Linked DNA regions of Homo sapiens: regions 1, 2, 4, 5 and 6 are each linked to region 3. The links are chromatin contacts, found by Hi-C or POLR2A ChIA-PET in ENCODE. All regions are on one chromosome and are shown on one strand. The core of a region is the stretch at or near the end of the contact, and the rest is flanking DNA. Distances in the headings are between cores, read along the strand shown.

Region 1 (2,746 bases), core at 193-2,692, 1.4 Mb before region 3:
AGAGAGATCAGGGCAGCCAGCAGGCATCCCTCCCTGAAAGGGCAACCCCTCCAAAGTTAGCAGCAGAAGCAAGATGAAGCTTAGGGGTGTGGTCTCCCAGACTCCTCTTATGCCACCATCTCTCTAAAAACCAGCGATACCTTCCACCTGAGAAGGGCTTCAGAGCCCACCAGGCAAGGAAGGGGTGGCCAACCAGCTTCCAAACATCCGTCCCAAAGACGAGGCGGGAGTGTGTTACTGGCCAGAGGTCCCAGAGTGCCCTGTACTCCCCCGGAGGCTTTGACTGAAAAGAGGCCCCAGGTCCCTGCCTGCCCCCAGCACCTCTCTAGCCCCTTTCTCCAACACCACCTTTGACTCAATCCTCCGCTCCTTTACGCAGCTGTAAAGCAAGAGGGAAGATGGGAGACGGGAGATGGATGCAGTTGGCAAAAGATAAATCGAAAGGCTAACTTGAGCAAGCAAGCAATTGGTGCTGACTCCTCTACAGGCAGAGGGAACCCGGAGTGGGTTATGCGAAGGAGGGAAGGCCAACAGGAGCGGCAGGAAGCTAAGGGGAGACTCAAGTGAGCTCAGCCCAGAGCTGTAGCAGGGGGTGGGAAGTTTGGTCCAGTCACAGGGGAATGACTGGGGGTAAGAAATGACTTCCATTCCAAGGCAGAGAAGGAACAGGAGAGAGGAGAGACGAGGTTCAGACCAGCCTCCACGGGACTGGCGCTTTGGCCAAGTTTCTGGCTTCAGCCGTGCCTCAGTTTCCCCAAAGTAGGAAGGTCGAGCCGTGAGAACTGGGCCACTGAGGATGGTTAGGGGGCAGTGCCAGGTAGGGGAAAGATCACAGGGGAGAGAGGAAAGAGGAGCTGATGGGGCAGACAGGCTCTGGCCAAGAGTGGGGCCGGGGTCTCCCAGGTGGAGCAGAGGCCGGGAGACCCAGGGTTAGCGGTACGAACTAGGGAGTGGACTGGAAGTCGGGACCAGGGCAGAGAGCTCTTCCGAGGGCTGGGGCTGGGGCTGGGGTTGGGGTTGGGGGCTGCCGGCAAAGGAGCGGAGCGGGAGCCCTGGGAGGCTGGGAGCGGCTGGACGTGCAAAGCAGAAGGCGGGGATCCGGAATGAGGCCAACGCGCGCGGACCCCCGCCCACACGAGGGAGCCCGGCGCCCCGACCCGGGGGAAGTTGCCGGGCTGGAACGGGCCGGTCTGGGCCGCTGGGCCGCGCCAGCTGCCCGCGCAGGGGAGGTCTGGGCAGCCGGGGGCCCGGGGCGCTCTGCATCCCGCCCGCCCTCATCCCACCCGCGCACCTCAGTCAGCGCCCGGCGCCGCGCGGGCCATGCTCGCCGCTCCGGCCGCCGCCGCCGCCCGCGCAGAAAGCCGTCGCCGCCGCCGCCGCCGCCGCCGCCGTCGTCCGGACCCGTTAGCTCGCAGCTCTCTCGTCCGCCCGCCGTGGGCTAGTCCCGCCCTTGCCTGGCCCAACCCTCCCCGAGCGCCGCCGCCGCCGCCGCCTCAGCCCGGCCCCTCCCCCCACCCCTGCCCGGCTTGAAGGGAAGGGTGGGGGACAGGGGCGACTGCCCCCACCCCATTCACATCCTCCCCGTCTCTCCCTCCCTCCGCCCCCCGCACGCGCGCCGGCATGCTGGGATATGGAGTCCAGCGGGCGCTGGGTCGCTAGGGGCGCCCCGCATCCAGGACTACATCTCCCAGAAGACAGCGCGCGCATCCCAGGGATTGTGGGCTTTGTAGTTTCGCTAGGGCTCAGGGGGTCCGCCGTGCAGGAGGGGAGACGGAGGGGGATGGGAAGTCTTCATTCTCAGAAGGCCGGGCTCCAGCGGCTGGAGCAGACGGCCCCGAGCCGGGTTGGATACGTGGGTTCCTAGGGAGGTGCACACTAGCCGAGGACGCCTCTCAGATGCTGCTGTGGCCAGCTGCTGACGAGCCCGGCCGGAGGGCACTGTTCCCACTCGCGCTCTCAAAGAGCCGCGACCTGAGGCCAGCTTGGCTTCACGCCCGGGCTCTGAAAGCCCGAGCTGCGGTGGGGCCGCTGCGCCCTGGCCTGAGGGGAGAGAGACCCCATCAGCGGTGCGAGCGGGGGTTTGGCCTCGCTGGACTTTGTGTTCCCCACCTAGGAAAAGAGGAAAAGGGGGCAGAGTGTCTATTGGTTCCTCATCCACCGGGGCATCTCCCCCTTGCAGGCTCTCTCTTAGATGCCCGTAGCTTCCTGCTGTTGAGGGTAAAGTGAATGCATTTTAAATATTTGCCATGTCTTTTATTAGCCCATCCTTTCCCTAACTTCCGCACCTATTTCAAAACCTTTATGAAACTCCAGGTAGACTGCAGTTTCGCCCTCCAACAGGCTGAAGTGAGGCTGAAGTGGTTCTGAATTTTTGGTGTGTATGGGATCCTCTTGGCCAGCTTGTTTAAACGCAGATTGCTGCCCCCACCCTCAGCTTCTGGTTCTTTTAGCTCTAGGGCAGGCCCCAGAATTGGCATTGCTACCCCGTCTCCAGGTGTTGCTCATGCTGCCGGTTACTACCTTGATAACCTGATAACCTCTGCTGTTGGTGTTTGCTGCTAACACACCGGTATCCTCTTTCAAGGATGGCCCTTGTGTGGGATAATTAATAATGGCCCTGAAGAGCCAAACCCGGAAAGGCAGGGTCCCAGTCTAGTCCCCTTTAGCACAGGAACGCTCTTTGTTTTTGCTCAAGGTCTCACTGTCGCCCAGGCTGGAGTGCAGTGATGTCATCACGACCCCAGCA
Region 2 (2,700 bases), core at 13-2,512, 1.2 Mb before region 3:
GACTACAGGCATGCACCACCATGCCTGGCTAATTTTTGTATTTTTAGTAGAGATGGGGTTTCACCATGTTGGCCAGGCTGGTTTCGAACTCGTGACCTCAGGTGATCCACCCACCTTGGTCTCCCAAAGCGCTGGGATTACAGGCGTGAGCCACTGCACTTGGCCAGGAGCTGTTTAAGCCATCAGGAGACATGCTGACCCACTAGAAGAGGCTGCTACGCTCATTTCTTCCACAAACGTTTACTGGGCACCTACCATGAACCACCACCTCCCAGCTCTGTTCTGCACCCAGAGGTTGGAGGAGAGTTTATAACCAGGCAGTCTCTGTCGCTGTGAGGTTGGTGGTGAGGTGAGTCTGCCAGAGGGCCTGCCACCAGTTTCAGAAGAGCCTGCAGCCTGCATCTGATTTCCTCAGCCACAACCTTGGGACTTCAGGAAAAATCAGAAGGTCCCAAGTCTGAAAAATGAAGAGGTGGGGAGTGGGCAGCAGGGGTTTTAGGTCAGGAAATGGTAGGAAACCTGTAGTTGTGGCTCATAATCCTAGTGGGATATTAGAACCCTCTTCATTTGTCAGAACAGATTCCTGGGGTCTGCTCCCAATTATTCACACGGTGGTTCATGCCTGGTAATCCCAGCACTTTGGGCGGCCAGAGGCAGGCAGATTGCTTGAGCCCAGAAGTTTAAGACCAGCCTAGGAAACAGACCCCATCTCTACAAAAAATTCAAAAAGCCGGGCGTGAAGCCCTGTTTTTTTTTTTTTAAAAAAAGAGTCTGCTGGTGATGTCTGGGCATGTGTCTGCTTCACAGTCCAGTGTTATGATCAGTAGCTGTGATGGACAATGAACATTGCTGCTTGTTCAAAATGAAGAAAAAAAATATCAAAGAAAACCAGGTTTGGAAGTTTCAGATTTGGAAAAGGAGCTGGGCCAGCCCATCTGGAATAGCTGAGGGGCCCTGTTAGCCCCACCCTACCCCACCCCACCCCCGTATGCAGCATCTCTGGCGGTGCCCAGAGGCAAGCCCCCTTCAGTTTCCCACCTCTCACTCTGCCTTCCAGAGCCTAGTCAAGTTTTAAATTCCCAGGTCCACTCAGCAGAACTTGCTCCCTTCTCTGACTGCAGTCTCATAATGAAAGGAGAGGTGCTTTCAGTTGGGTCATTTGGTAGCGTTTAGGCTTAGAAGTTACTAATTTGGAGCCGTGAGTATATGTGTATAAGCTAGTAACACGTGATGGTCAAGGGAAGTACTACCATTTCCTGTGGGTTATTAGGGCCTCCAGCTGTTATGAGGACACACTGGGGAATCTCAGCTTTAGGGAGTCGATGATGTAACTGGAGAAAGGCAATGCTGCCCTCATAAAGCAATCAGAAACGAGATTCCACCTGCCAAATGCCAAGAGGCAGCAAAGTCCATGAAGAGAGCACTGTATACAGTCAGATGACCTGGGCTCACTAGCCTCTAAGCATAGTCTTGGTTTCCTGCCTGTAAATTGGTAGAATAAGACTGATTTACTGGGCCTGGCATGGTGGCTCACACCTGTAATCCCAGCACTTTGAGAGGCTGAGGCAGGAGGATCCCTTGAGCCCAGGAGTTTGAGACCAGCCTGGGCAACATGACAAAACCCCATCTCTCCAAAAATACAAAAATTAGCCAGGCATGGTGGTGCACACTTGTAGTCCCAGTAATTAGGGGGCTGAGACAGGAGGATCACTTCAGCCTATGAGTTTGAGGCTGCAGTGAGCTGTGATTGCGCCACTACACTCCAGCCTGGATGACAGGACGAAACCTGTCTCAAAAACACCAAAAAACAAAAACCGGTCTCCTGGGGTCATGGTAGCACAAACGCACATGACTGAGTGCTCAGGGGTTCTGAGGCTTGTCCGCTGACCTGGGGCTCTGGCCCTGGGAGATCTGGGGGACCTGCTGTCCTATATGTGATGCTTTGAAAGAAAGGGGCATCATTCCAAGCCAAGAGGCCCCAGAGAGGGCACCGTGCGGTGTTCAGGCTTCTGTGAGGCCCCAGTGAGATCCTGTGGCTGTGCCCCCATCACCTCCACCCACTCTGCCCTCCCACTAGCTGCCCAACGGATGAATCAACGCCTTGGCAGAGTTTTCCAGCAGGGCCTTGCAGAGAGTGTGTGTGACCTGTGTGGCCACTGCCTTGGGGACGGGTGAGGAGTTAGCCTGGAACATTCCAGCGTGGGCATTATTGTCCTGTTGCAAGTTCAGGGCAAAACCAGGAATCCAGTTTTGTCGATCCAATTGAGAAAACATTTCATGAACAACTACTTGTGGCATGCATTGGCACTCGGAATAAAGCGCACTATTGTCACTAGGTTGGCATTTCTTTTTCTTCTTTTTTTTGTTTTTTTATTTTTGAGACCGAGTCTCACTCTGTCGCTCAGGGTGGAGTGCAGTGATCTTGGTTCACTGCAACCTCTGCCTGCTGGGTTCAAGCAATTCTCCTGCCTCAGCCTCCCGAGTAGCTGGGATTACAGGCGCCTGCCACCACGCCCGGCTAATTTTTGTATTTTTAGTAGAGATGGGGTTTCACCATGTTGGCCAGGCTGGTCTCGAACTCCTGATCTCAGGTGATCCGCCTGCCTTGGCCTCCCAAAGTGCTGGGATTACAGGCGTGAGCCACCGCATCCAGCAAGGTCAGCACTCCAGACTAGGTTGGCTGTGGAAGACTGGGTGTTA
Region 3 (2,832 bases), core at 77-2,576:
GTGACGAGATTACGAGTACTTAGAGGGTTCATATTTTTCAAACGTGAAAGTTAGGGTGTGTGACAAGTTAGGTATTTGACAAGTATTCTAGGGAACGGTGGAAGTGAATATTTAAAATTCAGCTATCCCCAGAAAAACCCAATACATGAAATCATTACAAGTATTTTTTAGAATCAGTCAGCAAAGATCATTACTGTACAAACACTTCAAAGTTAAGGTCACTAAGAAAGCACTAACTCCTCCCTTCTGTTAACTAATCACTGTAAAGCAGCCCAACTCTCCTTTCTACCTACCTCAGATTAATATTTTTCTCCATGGACAGATTTCCGTGCTCAGGGATATATAATAGGGGAGAAAAAAAAATACCACACAAGTGTCAGTAAGCACCAAAAAGCTAAGTATTCAGCACAGGGAGGGAATCCACATATGAGAAAACATTTGACAGCTCTTGCCTCCCAAAAGCCATTTAATCTGCTTCATAAACATAATCTGCTTCATAAACATTACCCTGAGCGAGTGGTTCGATGGATCTCCTACACCGAGTCCTAACCGGGAAACACAATCAACCGAACCGTCCCGACTCTTTCAGGCAATCAGGAAGACCGGGAGAATTATTAGACGCTGACGTCCGCAGGGCCAGGAGCTGAGAAAAGGGTAAACAGTATACTCGCAGGTAGGTTGAAAAAAACAAAACAACAACATATACACACACACACGAAAAATTGGGAAAGAAGTTGGTCGGAAGGTTAGAGAGAGGCGAGGCCGATGTCCGGTTCCGAGAGGACGGCACTGCAGGGGCAGGCAGCGATTAACTGGGCATTTGGATATGCTGGGAGTTATCTGACAGACCTGACACGGGTACAAGACACAAGAACGCTGATACGTGGCTCAGAGAAGACACGCGGGGGTGGGGCCCGCCCCGCTAAACCCCAGGCTCCCTGAATGAGCCCTCAAAGATCGCAGCCTGAGAAAGTCAAGGGTTCAAGGAGGCCCGTACCGGCGGGGCAACGCCACAACACGGAACGCCGCGGCGCGCGGAACCTCCCGGTCCGAGGCCTCGGGGTCGGCCCTCCAGAAGTCGGAGCAGCCCCTGGGGCTCCCGGCCTCTCCTGGCCCAGCTTCTCTGTCTTCTCTTCTCAACACCCACAGCCTGGGACTGGACCCCTGAAACTGAAAGGAAGCTTCCGGTCGAGCGCCCGCGGCAGCGGCGGGGCAAAAGCAGCAATATGCTCTCAGCGCCGGGAGTGACACTCACCGGCCCGAAACCTCGAATGAAACCAGCAGCTCCGGGGGCGGCGGCAGCAGTGGCAGCAGGAACCGAACATCCAAAATGGCGGCTCCCTCGGCCTCACCACCGCTACCGCAGGCGGAGGGATCCTGAGGAAGGAGGGAGTTTTTAACTAACTTCACACACTATTGAGGAAACTTCGCTCCCTGTCCTCCTCTCCTGGTCGTTTCCGTGTCCTCGTACTGCAACTTATCGTGCCTTTTCTCTCGAATTATCCAAGAACTCGGACCCTGCCGAGGACTATTTGCCAAGGAGGAGGCGACTGCTCCTGGCAGAGCGACGCAAACGTAGCAAGGATCGGGGCTGTCACTGATGACGCGAGACGCTGCTGCCGAGTCACCGCTGCGATGAGTCTGAGCGAGAAAGATCCGGCCTACCCCGTAGCGGACGGACATTGGTTCCGCTTGGTGAGGGGGTAGGGGGGTGGGGGGTAGGGGGGTGGGGGGGTAGGGGGGGTGGAGCTGGGCTACCAGGAAGCGGTGGAGCCACCTGGAGGGGGCGGAGCTAAGTCAGGTAGCCCAGGAAGTGAGAGCAAGCGAGACAGGTGGGGGCGGAGAAGACAGCAGGGCTGAAAAGGTCTTCGTCCACGGGAATCCCGAACTCTTTGCTGTCTCCTTTAAGATTTTTGCTTTCTTTATAACTTAAGGAGCATGCTCCAGGTGGTATTCTATGGTTTTATGGTGTCTTTGCAACATATTTTATGAAGAGTTAAGAGGATGACTGAAAAGAATGGATTCCACGCCCGGTACCGCGGTGCTTGCACTGCTCAAGTCACTTAAACTCTCCAGGGATTCAATTTCCTCATATGTAGAAAGAAGACTTGGACTCATGTTAGCTGAAACCCTTACAGAATGGGCTTTCGGTCTATGACTCCATGAATTAATAACCAGGGCCAAAGAAAGTCTAACCAGACAGTTCCTAACCTGATAAATAATTACTAACATATGACGTGAGTCTTTTCCATGTGAATGTAAAGAGGGCCTGATATCTTGGCCTGTTTAAAGGAAAGGTGACCTACCTAGACTAAAATCCTTCTGCTAGATTGGCAACAAAGTACAATACAACACAGCAGCAGGCTGGGTGCCAAAGAGAACAGAACCAACCACACAAAAAAAATTTTTTTTTTTTTTTTGAGACAAAGTCTCGCTCTGTTGCCCAGGCTGGAGTGCAGTGGCGGGATCCCGGCTCACTACAACCTTGCCTCCCGGGGTCAAGCAATTTCTCGTGCTTCAGCCTCGCAAGTAGCTGGGATTACAGGCTCCCGCCACCACGGCCGTCTAATATTTGCATTTTTAGTAGAGAGAGGGTTTCGCCATGTTGGCCAGGCTGGTCTTGAACTCCTGACCTCAGGTGATCTGCCTGCGTCGGCCTCCCAAAGTGTGGAGATGACAGGTGTGAGCCACCGGCCTGGCCAGAACTAACCACAAATCTTGAGTTTAGGATTTGGGTGTCATAGAGAGAAGGTTGCACTTTTTTCCTTAGTCATTTTCATGCAGGGATTTCAAAACACTTAACAAAAATTGCTCTAAGTAGGCCGGGCACAG
Region 4 (2,994 bases), core at 162-2,661, 1.1 Mb before region 3:
TGCCGCACAGTCTGCACTCAGTACACGGGGGCTCCTTTTTATTAGCAAGCGTCCCATAGCGCAGAGCACTGCGCAGGGCAGACCGTTCTCATTCTGAGTCTCAGAATGGATGTCTGGGGGCTGGTCTGAAATGTCTGAGTGGGGAGATTTCATTTCTGGCACAAATTCACAGTGCTCTATCAGGATGCTCTGAGGAAGAAGGGGGGCCACCTGTGACCCCCACACATCTGGGGAGGGAGATCAGCCCATCTCTCCGCTGACAGTCTGGCTAAAGATGGCAGAAGAGAAGGGCTGGGCTGCTCTGGACACAACTCTGAACTCCTTAGCCACAGCCCCTAGTGTGGACCCAAAATGGACTCTCAATGTCCAGGCTGCCCCTTGGACCCTGGAGCTGAGGCCCTTAGTGGAAGGGAGGAGGAGGGCAGTGTCACAGCTGCGAGAAGCCGCAGCAAGCGATTCACATCCTCAGCTGAGTGCAGCTCAGCCCTCACAGTGCTCCCAAGGCTTAAAGACTTTCTGCCCTCCCCAAGACAGGGTTGGGAGCCTTGGGAGGGGCTGCATTGAGACCACAGGTTTGAGCAGGGCAGTCTTTTCCCAGCAGGGGAGGTGGGGAAAGGGGCCACACTTGAAGGGGCAGGGAGGGCGGGCTGGACAGGGATGGGAAAGGCCTCAGTGCTCAGCAGGACAGGGTGGGGGCTGCTCGCTCTTTCCCAGCCTCAGTGGCCCCCATCGCCCCCAGCCACTCTGTTGATCTGAGCTGCCCTTTGGCTTGAGATGCTCTCTGAGGCAGGGCTGCAGGCTCAGGAGGAGGAGATGGGTGGAGAGAGAACAAGCTCACCCCGGGAGGGTGACTACAGGAGAAATGGGCCCCTCAAGTATGCTGATTTCCGCCTCACTGCTGCCTGCTCTTCCGCCCACCTCCGGCTCTGGCTCATCTGCTCTTGTAAGCAGGGTCCTGGGCTGGGTGCTGCAGGCGCATGAGGAAAGTGGGAGCCGGGACGGGGCAGCTCAGGGCACGCCCTCCAACACTGCGCTCCGAGGACCTCAGCGGTTTTACTCAGGGGTGCCACTGAGGCACAGCCCCCTGTAGATGGTGGGCAGCTGCTGCAGCAGGGGGCGAGGGAGAGGGGGGCCCACAACCCGGCTGTGTGTCTCGGGAGACAGGCTCTCTTTGAGGGGCCCAGGAGAGTGGGATTTCCATTCCCCAATCCTGCAGAGGGCAGGAGCATGAGGGAGAGTGCCATCCCTCAGCTGAAGGCCACTGTGCCTTGTATTTCTGGTTTGGGCAAGTGAGGAGCCTGCCAGCCCCTGGCAGGAAGTGCACGTGACCGGCGGCTGGCCAGGGGCACAGAGACGCACTCCACACAGAAACCCAGGCTGGCGGGGTGGGCGGCCGGGGAGCCAGCCCTGCAGATGTTACTAAGTGAAACCTGATGTGGTGACATGAGAATCCACAGAACGTCTCACAAACAACCTGCCCCGGGATGTTTTGGATTGAGTTTTGTGGTTATGACGTGAAGAAACCTCACATGTCAGGATAAAAATAACCCTGGCTTCAGTACATAACGCGAGTTACAGTTCAACAGAACCAGATGTGAAAACGTCAGCCACCCAGTTCAGGCCCAGCAGGGTCCCTGCTCCACTCCGGCCTCCCTCCCTGCTGGGGTTGGGGTCCATGTGCCCGGACAGCCCGTTGTGGGCTCAAGATCTGCTGCCTGGAGGATACAAGGGAAGGGCCAGAGGCCGCTCAGGGGAGGCAGCACCACCTTCTCCGAGGCCAGCTCCTCTTCTGTGAACCAGGCAGGGCTAAAGAGCATCAAGTCGTGCTTGGCACAGGAAGTGGTCCACAGAAGGGGTGGGTGATGGAGAGGCTGGTATGGAACCAAGAGGACAGGGTGGGGAAGGGGCAGTTTCCCCCAAGAATCAAGTGGCTGGGAGAAAGGGAGGCTGAGCAGGGTCTTGGGGGTGTAGAGTCTGCAGAACTGGAGGGGGTGCACAGCTACGTAGACAAAGGCCGCCGCAATGGCACCAACTCGGGAACCCACTCAAGGGGCAATCACTTTCTCATCTGTGGGCCGGCCTGGGTCGGCAGGACAGGAGCGCCGGAGGCATCAATCATAGCCAGGAGACTTTGCAGCTGCTCAGGTCAGAGCGAGAGAGAAGCCGATGGGATGCAGCAGGGCCCAGTGGGGACTTCCAGCTGACGCGGCAGTGGAGAGGTCATATAGCAGTCTGCCACCGGGAAAGAGCTATTGCTGCAGGGTGAGGGCTGGGGCCAAAGGCAGCGAGGAGAGGGTGTGGAGGAAGGCACCCCCTGCTGGTGGAGCAGGGGGGCTGGACTGCTGGGGCTTCCAACTGGACAAGGGAGGGCCTGGCAGCACGGGTATGAGAGGATGCCATTCTGGGCAGCAGTGCCGGGGGCCTCAGGCTCAGGTGATTGGTGCCCCTGCCTTCCATTATTTTAATAAACTTTCAAAAATAGGTACTGACCCTTACTGGGCACCTGGTGCCAGGGATTCCGGGGTAAGTAAACTTGGCCTGTGTGGCCTGCCATGACGCTATTCAAACTGAGCTGATGACACAAATCACCCAGCACTGGGCGACGCTGAGGAGCCTCCGCATGCACTTCCAGCTGGGGGTCTAAGAGGTCACAGCCAGGAGGGAACAGATGTGAACTTCACCACCCACCCAGGCAGCCTGAGATAAGCAAGTGTGTTGGAACAGAGGGGCAGGAGAAGCTGGGATCTCCAGGGAAGCCTCCCACAGGGGCCCTCTGCACCGGCCTGTAATAACTAGGACACAAGCAAAGGCCCCCTTCACATGCAGGGAGCATTTAGCCTAGCCCTTGCCATGTGGGAGCTCACAGAGCCCCCAGGCACCCCAGCACCTGGTTTATAGAGAGGGAAGAAGTAGCAGTGAGGTAGGACCCTTGTCCGAGGTCACGGGATGGATGGGCAAAGCAGGGCTGTGAATCTAGATCCCTCTGACCCCAGT
Region 5 (2,727 bases), core at 226-2,725, 1.5 Mb before region 3:
AGTTATTCTTCCTTGGGAACTGCTTATAAAAAAGAAAAAGCAGGTCAGCACTGTGGCTCACACCTGTAATCCCAGCACTTTGGGCGGCCCAGGCAGGCAGATCCTTGAGCTCAGGAGTTCAAGGCCAGCCTAGCCAACGTGGTGAAACTCCATCTCTACTAAAAATACAAACATTATCTGGGCGTGGTGGCGTGTGCCTGTAATCCCAGCTACTTGGGAGGCTGAGGCAGGAGAACCGCTTGAATCCAGGAAGCAGAGGTTGCAGTGAGCCAAGACCCGGCCACTGCACTCCAGCCTGGGTGATATCTGTAAATAATGGTTCCATGAGTTTAGAAATACAAAGTAGCATGACTTAACAAATTTACACATCTATGTAACCAGGTCCCAATCAAGATACAGAATAATTCTATCACCCAGGAAGTTCTCTTGTGTCTGGACCAAACATCCTTCTCCACAGGTAAGCTCTGTTAGTTTTTATCAGCATAGATTTTATTTGTCCTATTCTTGAATCTCATATAAATAGATTATACATTATGTATTTGGTGGTCCTTCAACATAATGGCCAGGTGTGGTGGCTCATGCCTGTAATCCCAACACTTTGAGAGGCCAAGGCAGGAGGATCTCTGGAGTTAGCAGGAGATCAAAAGCAGCCTGAGCAATATAATGAAGACTTCCGTCTCTGCAAAAAGTTTAAAAACTAGCCAGGAGTGGTGGTGCGGGCCTGTGGGCCCAGCTACCTGGGAGGCTGAGGTGGGAGGTCAAGGGTGCAGTGAGCCGAGATCACACCACTGCATTCCAGCCTGGGCGACACAATGAGACCCTGACTCAAAAAAGAAACGAAAAAACGCATTGTGTGTTGTGTTTATTGGATGGTGGAATTATGGGGTTTACGGGTCTTCTGTTGCGTTTTGGTTTTTGTTTTCTTACCTGTTATCGCGTTCCTAACAGTAGAAATTGGCATCATATAGTATTCTCATGGAACTTTCCTTTGTTCAAAGCCCTACAGTTCAGAGACTTACACATTTAATGTGAGATATGACAGGCTTAAAAAGAAACGTTGGGGGCCGGGCGCGGTGGCTCACGCCTGTAATCCCAACACTTTGGGAGGCTGAGGCGGGAGGATCACAAGGTCAGCAGTTCGAGATCAGCCTGGCCAACATGGTGAAACCCCATCTCTACTAAAAATACAAAAATTAGCCGGGCGTGGTGGCGGGCACCTGTAATCCCAGCTACTCGGGAGGCTGAGGTAGAATAGCTTGAACACGGAGGCGGAGGTTGCAGTGAGTCGAGATCCCGCCACGGCACTCCAGCCTGGGACAGAGCGAGACTCCGTCTCGAAAAAAAATAATAAAATAAATAATAAAATAAATAAAATAAAATAAACGTTGGCTTATTTCAGTGTGAAGTAAGGCAATAAACGGAGGGCTAACAGTTCCACTTCGTAGAGCTCAGACATTTTAAGAAGCGAGGAGGCCGCGTCCTGGAAGGGTGAGCAAAAAGCGCGAGGTTTGCGCACGAAGGGAAAGGCGAGGCCCGAGGAGAGACCTGGCGCCGCGCAGAATGATGATGTCGCACGCTGGGTGGGAACTGACGTCACCTGTGCTCACCGCCGCTTCCGGTCCGCGTGAGGTGCATTCTCGCGCCGGTGGCGAGGTTAGGGCCCGCGTTGCGACGTGGTGCAGCGCATATTTTCACAAGTGGGTCTCCCTTGTCCGGGACTATGGCCACCGACTCGTGGGCCCTGGCGGTGGACGAGCAGGAAGCGGCTGTCAAGTCGGTCAGTAGCTCAGCTCCTGGCGAGGAGGACGTAGCAGGGGCCCAAGCGAAACCTCCCAAAAGCACAGGGAGCTCCCCGGGTTGGGGAGGCCCCTGGGCAACGCGCTCCTGCAGTTTGCTAGGGCAGTCACTTGCCCTTGATTTGCTCTTAGAGCTAAAGAGACCAATGTCGAGCTTTTTATCTCCATCTGGGCTGGTTAAGGACTTCATCCTTTGGTAAATCCGCCCCACTATGCATGCTGTCATTCCTCTATTGACCTCCTCGGTGACGATTATAAGGAAAGCCAAGTTTAGATTCTGATTCTCTTTTTCATTACGCGACTGTTCTTCGCATGTTTCTGTACTACTCTGTATTTAACATTTCTTAGATCCATGCTTAACGTGGTTGGTAGTTTGTAGCTCTTTGCAGAATAACAGATTGACTTTTGGATTTAATACCTCAATCTACTGCAGATGTTGGAAGGAGGCACTACAAATTGTTTCATTGATGTGTAAAGTAACGGTTTCATGTACTTGTTCTTTCAGTAATGAATATTCATTCAACTGGAATGTAATTACAGCATACACTGTGGCTTTCTGTTCTTATATCTAAGACCTAAACTTTAGGTTTGTTTAGTGATAATGGACTGTCTTTTTTTTTGTTGTAGTTGTTTCTCTTTTGAGGCAGAGTTTTGCTCTTGTTGCCCAGGCTGGAGTGCAATGGCGCCATCTCGGCTCACCGCAACCTCCGCCTCCCGGGTTCAAGCGATTCTCCTGCCTCAGTCTCCCGAGTAGCTGGGATTACAGGCATGCGCCACCACGCCCGGCTAATTTTGTATTTTTTGTAGAGACGGGGTTTCTCCATGTTGGTCAGGCTGGTCTCGAACTCCCGACCTCAAGTGATCCGCCCACCTCGGCCTCCCAAAGTGCTGGGATTACAGCCGTGAGTCACCGCGCCCAGCCGGTATGGGG
Region 6 (2,700 bases), core at 122-2,621, 1.5 Mb before region 3:
CTCTGTTGCGCAGGCTGGAGTGCAGTGGCGCGATCTCAGCTCACTGCAAGCTCCGCCTCCCGGGTTCACGCCATTCTCCTGCCTCAGCCTCCCGAGTAGCTGGGACTACTGGGACTACGGGCGCCAGTCACCACGCCCGGCTATTTTTGTATATTTGGTAGAGATGGGGTTTCACCGTGTTAGCCAGGATGGTCTCAATCTCCTGACCTCGTGATCTGCCCACCTCGGCCTCCCCAAGTGCTGGGATTACAGGCGTGAGCCACCGCGCCCGGCCGCCTTCCCCTTCTTGATAAGGCTCCCCCTCTTTTACTGTCTCACAGCCTCAAGTGTTTCCCTTCATAATTTCCATACGCGCTTCATGGATTGTTTAATGTGCGCCTCCCCCATCAGGCTGTCAGTTCCATCCCAGCAGCAACGACTGTTCTGGGCTCTTTTTTTTTTTTTTTTTTTGAAACGGAGTCTCCCTCTGTCACCCAGGCTGGAGTGCAATGGTGTGATCTCAGCTCACTGCAACCTCCGCCTGCCGGGTTCAAGCGATTCTCATGCCTCAGCCTCCGGAGTGGCTGAGAGTACAGGCGCGCGCCGCCACGCTCGGCTAATTTTTGTATTTTTAGTAAAGACGGGGTTTCACCATGTTGGCCAGGCTAGTCTCGAACCCCTGACCTCAGGTGATCCGCCCGCCTCGACCTCCCAAAGCGCTGGGATTACAGGCGTGAGCCTCCGCGCCTGGCCCTGGGCTATTACAGCACATCCTCAGCATCTAGTACAGTGGCTGCTAAATACGTATTTCGTGATCAGGTATACTAATCCTTTAACACCAAGTTCGGAATTAACTCACATGCTTCAAAGCACACCGAGAAATACAAACTGTTTTACAGAACAGCTTAAGATGACGGTCTCGGTGCGCCTGGACCGGCATCAGCTGTTTAGTTAATTTTAAGAAATCAAGGAATGGCTGGCTTACAGCAGGATTGCACCCAGCTGGCCCATCCTTCCTCCCGTGCCCCCACCCGCCCCTAGGGGATTAAAACCAAGGGAGCTAAAACCCCAGGTTGGCAACCGTGAGGTATTGGTGCTCAGCAAATCCACCCGAGGCCGCGACACTCGCAGCGCTCCCGGGGGCGAACGCAAGGCCACACTGTCCAGCTCCCGCTCCAGCCCAGACTGGGCTTCTCCAGGCCACGCGGGGCCTGATCCTGGGGCCCACTGCGGCTGCGGAGCTTTCCCCCCAGTCTGCGGGCCCAGCCGCTCTCCTAGCACCGCAGAGCTCTCCGAGGGCGGCCTACCTCTCCTAGGGTCGCCGTCCCCAGCTCCTCCCTCAGAGTCCCCCGCCAAGGGCCCGCTGCACCTATTCCCGCAGACGCGCAGCTGTACCGGCCTCAGACCACGACCTACCACAACCCGCCACGCTCCGTCCAATCAGAGCGCGCCGACGGAAAGTGCCCCGCCGCGCCTTACCTCATGAGATATTATTGGTCAACCAACATGCCAGTCAAACTGAGGACGAATCCGTTCATTAGTGGATTCCTGGGAAGGCGGCTCTAACTTGGCTGATGCAACTGCGAGAAAAGGTGGGATGGGGTGCGTCACATGATCGAGTTAGACCCCCCCCCGCCCCCCCCGCCCCCCCCCGCCCCCGGCTCCCGGAGGTCGACATTTTGGTTTCCATAGGCAAAGTCCTAACACCACAATTGACATAGTTAAAAAGGGGAGACGGTAACGTGTTTGGTAGAGGTTACATATCTTGCTATAGTTGTTTATTTTAGTTGCTGAGTGATACACAGCCCTCAAAGAGTCTGACATTGTGCCCATGGTTACACTTGTCCGGGGGAGACCTTGAATTTGGTGTGGAAGAAATAACATCAGTAGTTCAGGTACGATTGGATCAGCATCTGGTCCTCGATTTGCCTTTGGAAAAAAAAAAGTTAATATTTATAGGCCTGGGGGAGGAGGGTGAATATATATATATACATATACATATATACATGCCAGGTGCGGTGGCTCACGCCTATAATTGCAACACTTTGGGAGGCCAAGGTGGGAAGATCACCTGAACCCAGGAGTTGGAGACCAGCCTGGTCAACATAACTAGACCCTGTCTCTACGAAAAATTTTTTAAAAGGCCGGGCGCGGTGGCCCACACCTGTAATCCTAGCACTTTGGGAGGCTGAGGCCAACGGATGACGAGGTCAGGAGACCGAGAGCATCCTGGCCAACATGGTGAAACCCCGTCTCTACTAAAAACACAAAATTAGCCGGGCGCGCATCTGTAGTCCCAGCCACTCGGGAGGCTGAGGCAAGGGAATCCCTTGACCTCGGGAGGCGGAAGTTGCGGTGAGCCGAGATGGCGCCACTGCACTCCAGCCTGGCTACGGAGCAAGACTCCGTCTCAAAAAAAAAAATAAAAAATAAAAATTAGCCAGGCATAGTGGCGCATGCTTGTAGTCCCAGCTACTTGGGAGGTTGAAGTGGGAGGATCACTTGAGCCTAGGAAGTTGAGGCTGCAGTGAGCCCTGATCGTGACACTGCATTCCTTGGGCGACAGAGCGAGGCCCTGTCTGAAAAATATGTATGTATTTATACGTGAGGCATTGCATCAAACATTTCACATGCTTATTTCATTTGATTTTTAAACTGTGTATGAGGTCAGCTGGAGTCCCCTTTTTACAAATGAGGAAATTACCTTGCACAAGTTCACAC

The links. Hi-C counts contacts between places; a loop is a spot of excess contacts on that map. ChIA-PET counts read pairs that join two places held with the same protein, here RNA polymerase II (POLR2A). Pooled maps may share reads with other maps.
Region 1: a map with no recorded cell type shows a loop between it and region 3 (4-fold over the local background). The contact joins the promoter of ST3GAL2 here to the promoter of AP1G1 in region 3. A Hi-C loop is called at or near these places in 4 of 37 single-sample maps with no recorded cell type and 3 of 50 pooled maps. POLR2A ChIA-PET finds 5 or more read pairs at or near these places in 1 of 52 experiments (activated T-cell).
Region 2: POLR2A ChIA-PET joins it to region 3 with 10 read pairs in GM12878. The contact joins the enhancer-like site here to the promoter of AP1G1 in region 3. POLR2A ChIA-PET finds 5 or more read pairs at or near these places in 3 of 52 experiments (A549, GM12878 and K562).
Region 4: a map with no recorded cell type shows a loop between it and region 3 (17-fold over the local background). The contact joins the enhancer-like site here to the promoter of AP1G1 in region 3. A Hi-C loop is called at or near these places in 3 of 37 single-sample maps with no recorded cell type and 8 of 50 pooled maps. POLR2A ChIA-PET finds 5 or more read pairs at or near these places in 2 of 52 experiments (Caco-2 and HepG2).
Region 5: a pooled map shows a loop between it and region 3 (13-fold over the local background). The contact joins the promoter of DDX19A-DT here to the promoter of AP1G1 in region 3. A Hi-C loop is called at or near these places in 6 of 50 pooled maps. POLR2A ChIA-PET finds 5 or more read pairs at or near these places in 2 of 52 experiments (CD8-positive, alpha-beta memory T cell and naive thymus-derived CD4-positive, alpha-beta T cell).
Region 6: a map of naive thymus-derived CD4-positive, alpha-beta T cell shows a loop between it and region 3 (23-fold over the local background). The contact joins the promoter of AARS1 here to the promoter of AP1G1 in region 3. A Hi-C loop is called at or near these places in 1 of 168 maps with a recorded cell type or tissue (naive thymus-derived CD4-positive, alpha-beta T cell) and 6 of 50 pooled maps. POLR2A ChIA-PET finds 5 or more read pairs at or near these places in 3 of 52 experiments (A549, MCF 10A and activated T-cell).

The regions. Positions count from the first base shown.
Region 1 is chr16:70,437,658-70,440,403 of GRCh38, forward strand. It overlaps ST3GAL2 (ST3 beta-galactoside alpha-2,3-sialyltransferase 2), which reads right to left and starts at 1,443. Exons shown (of 7, transcript NM_006927.4): 1 at 1,292-1,443. RefSeq lists silencers at 1,115-1,314, 1,415-1,594.
Region 2 is chr16:70,575,334-70,578,033 of GRCh38, forward strand. SF3B3 (splicing factor 3b subunit 3) reads left to right here. Exons shown (of 26, transcript NM_012426.5): 26 at 1-2,335. Among named protein-coding and RNA genes, the nearest start is that of SNORD111, 39 kb to the left of the region's middle. RefSeq lists an enhancer at 339-408. Within about 2 kb of position 1,263, at least 9 of the 41 ENCODE cell types and tissues checked have a DNase peak (open chromatin) inside an H3K27ac peak, as active enhancers do; they include GM12878, where a contact is called at or near this core.
Region 3 is chr16:71,807,508-71,810,339 of GRCh38, forward strand. AP1G1 (adaptor related protein complex 1 subunit gamma 1) reads right to left here and starts at 1,327. Exons shown (of 23, transcript NM_001128.6): 1 at 1,256-1,327. LOC124903714 (a long non-coding RNA gene) reads left to right here and starts at 1,451. Exons shown (of 2, transcript XR_007065110.1): 1 at 1,451-1,695. RefSeq lists enhancers at 458-1,105, 1,049-1,738, 2,299-2,378.
Region 4 is chr16:70,736,265-70,739,258 of GRCh38, forward strand. The region is part of intron 13 of VAC14 (VAC14 component of PIKFYVE complex); the gene reads right to left. Among named protein-coding and RNA genes, the nearest start is that of VAC14-AS1, 17 kb to the right of the region's middle. RefSeq lists enhancers at 1,557-1,716, 1,689-2,219, 2,121-2,290. Within about 2 kb of position 1,412, at least 30 of the 41 ENCODE cell types and tissues checked have a DNase peak (open chromatin) inside an H3K27ac peak, as active enhancers do.
Region 5 is chr16:70,345,272-70,347,998 of GRCh38, forward strand. It overlaps DDX19A-DT (DDX19A divergent transcript), which reads right to left and starts at 1,476. Exons shown (of 5, transcript NR_039997.1): 1 at 928-1,476. It overlaps DDX19A (DEAD-box helicase 19A), which reads left to right and starts at 1,632. Exons shown (of 12, transcript NM_018332.5): 1 at 1,632-1,777. The coding sequence starts at 1,721. RefSeq lists enhancers at 632-1,250, 1,251-1,868, 1,387-1,876.
Region 6 is chr16:70,288,135-70,290,834 of GRCh38, forward strand. It overlaps AARS1 (alanyl-tRNA synthetase 1), which reads right to left and starts at 1,372. Exons shown (of 21, transcript NM_001605.3): 1 at 1,287-1,372. It also overlaps a transcript of DDX19B not described here. RefSeq lists a silencer at 588-717.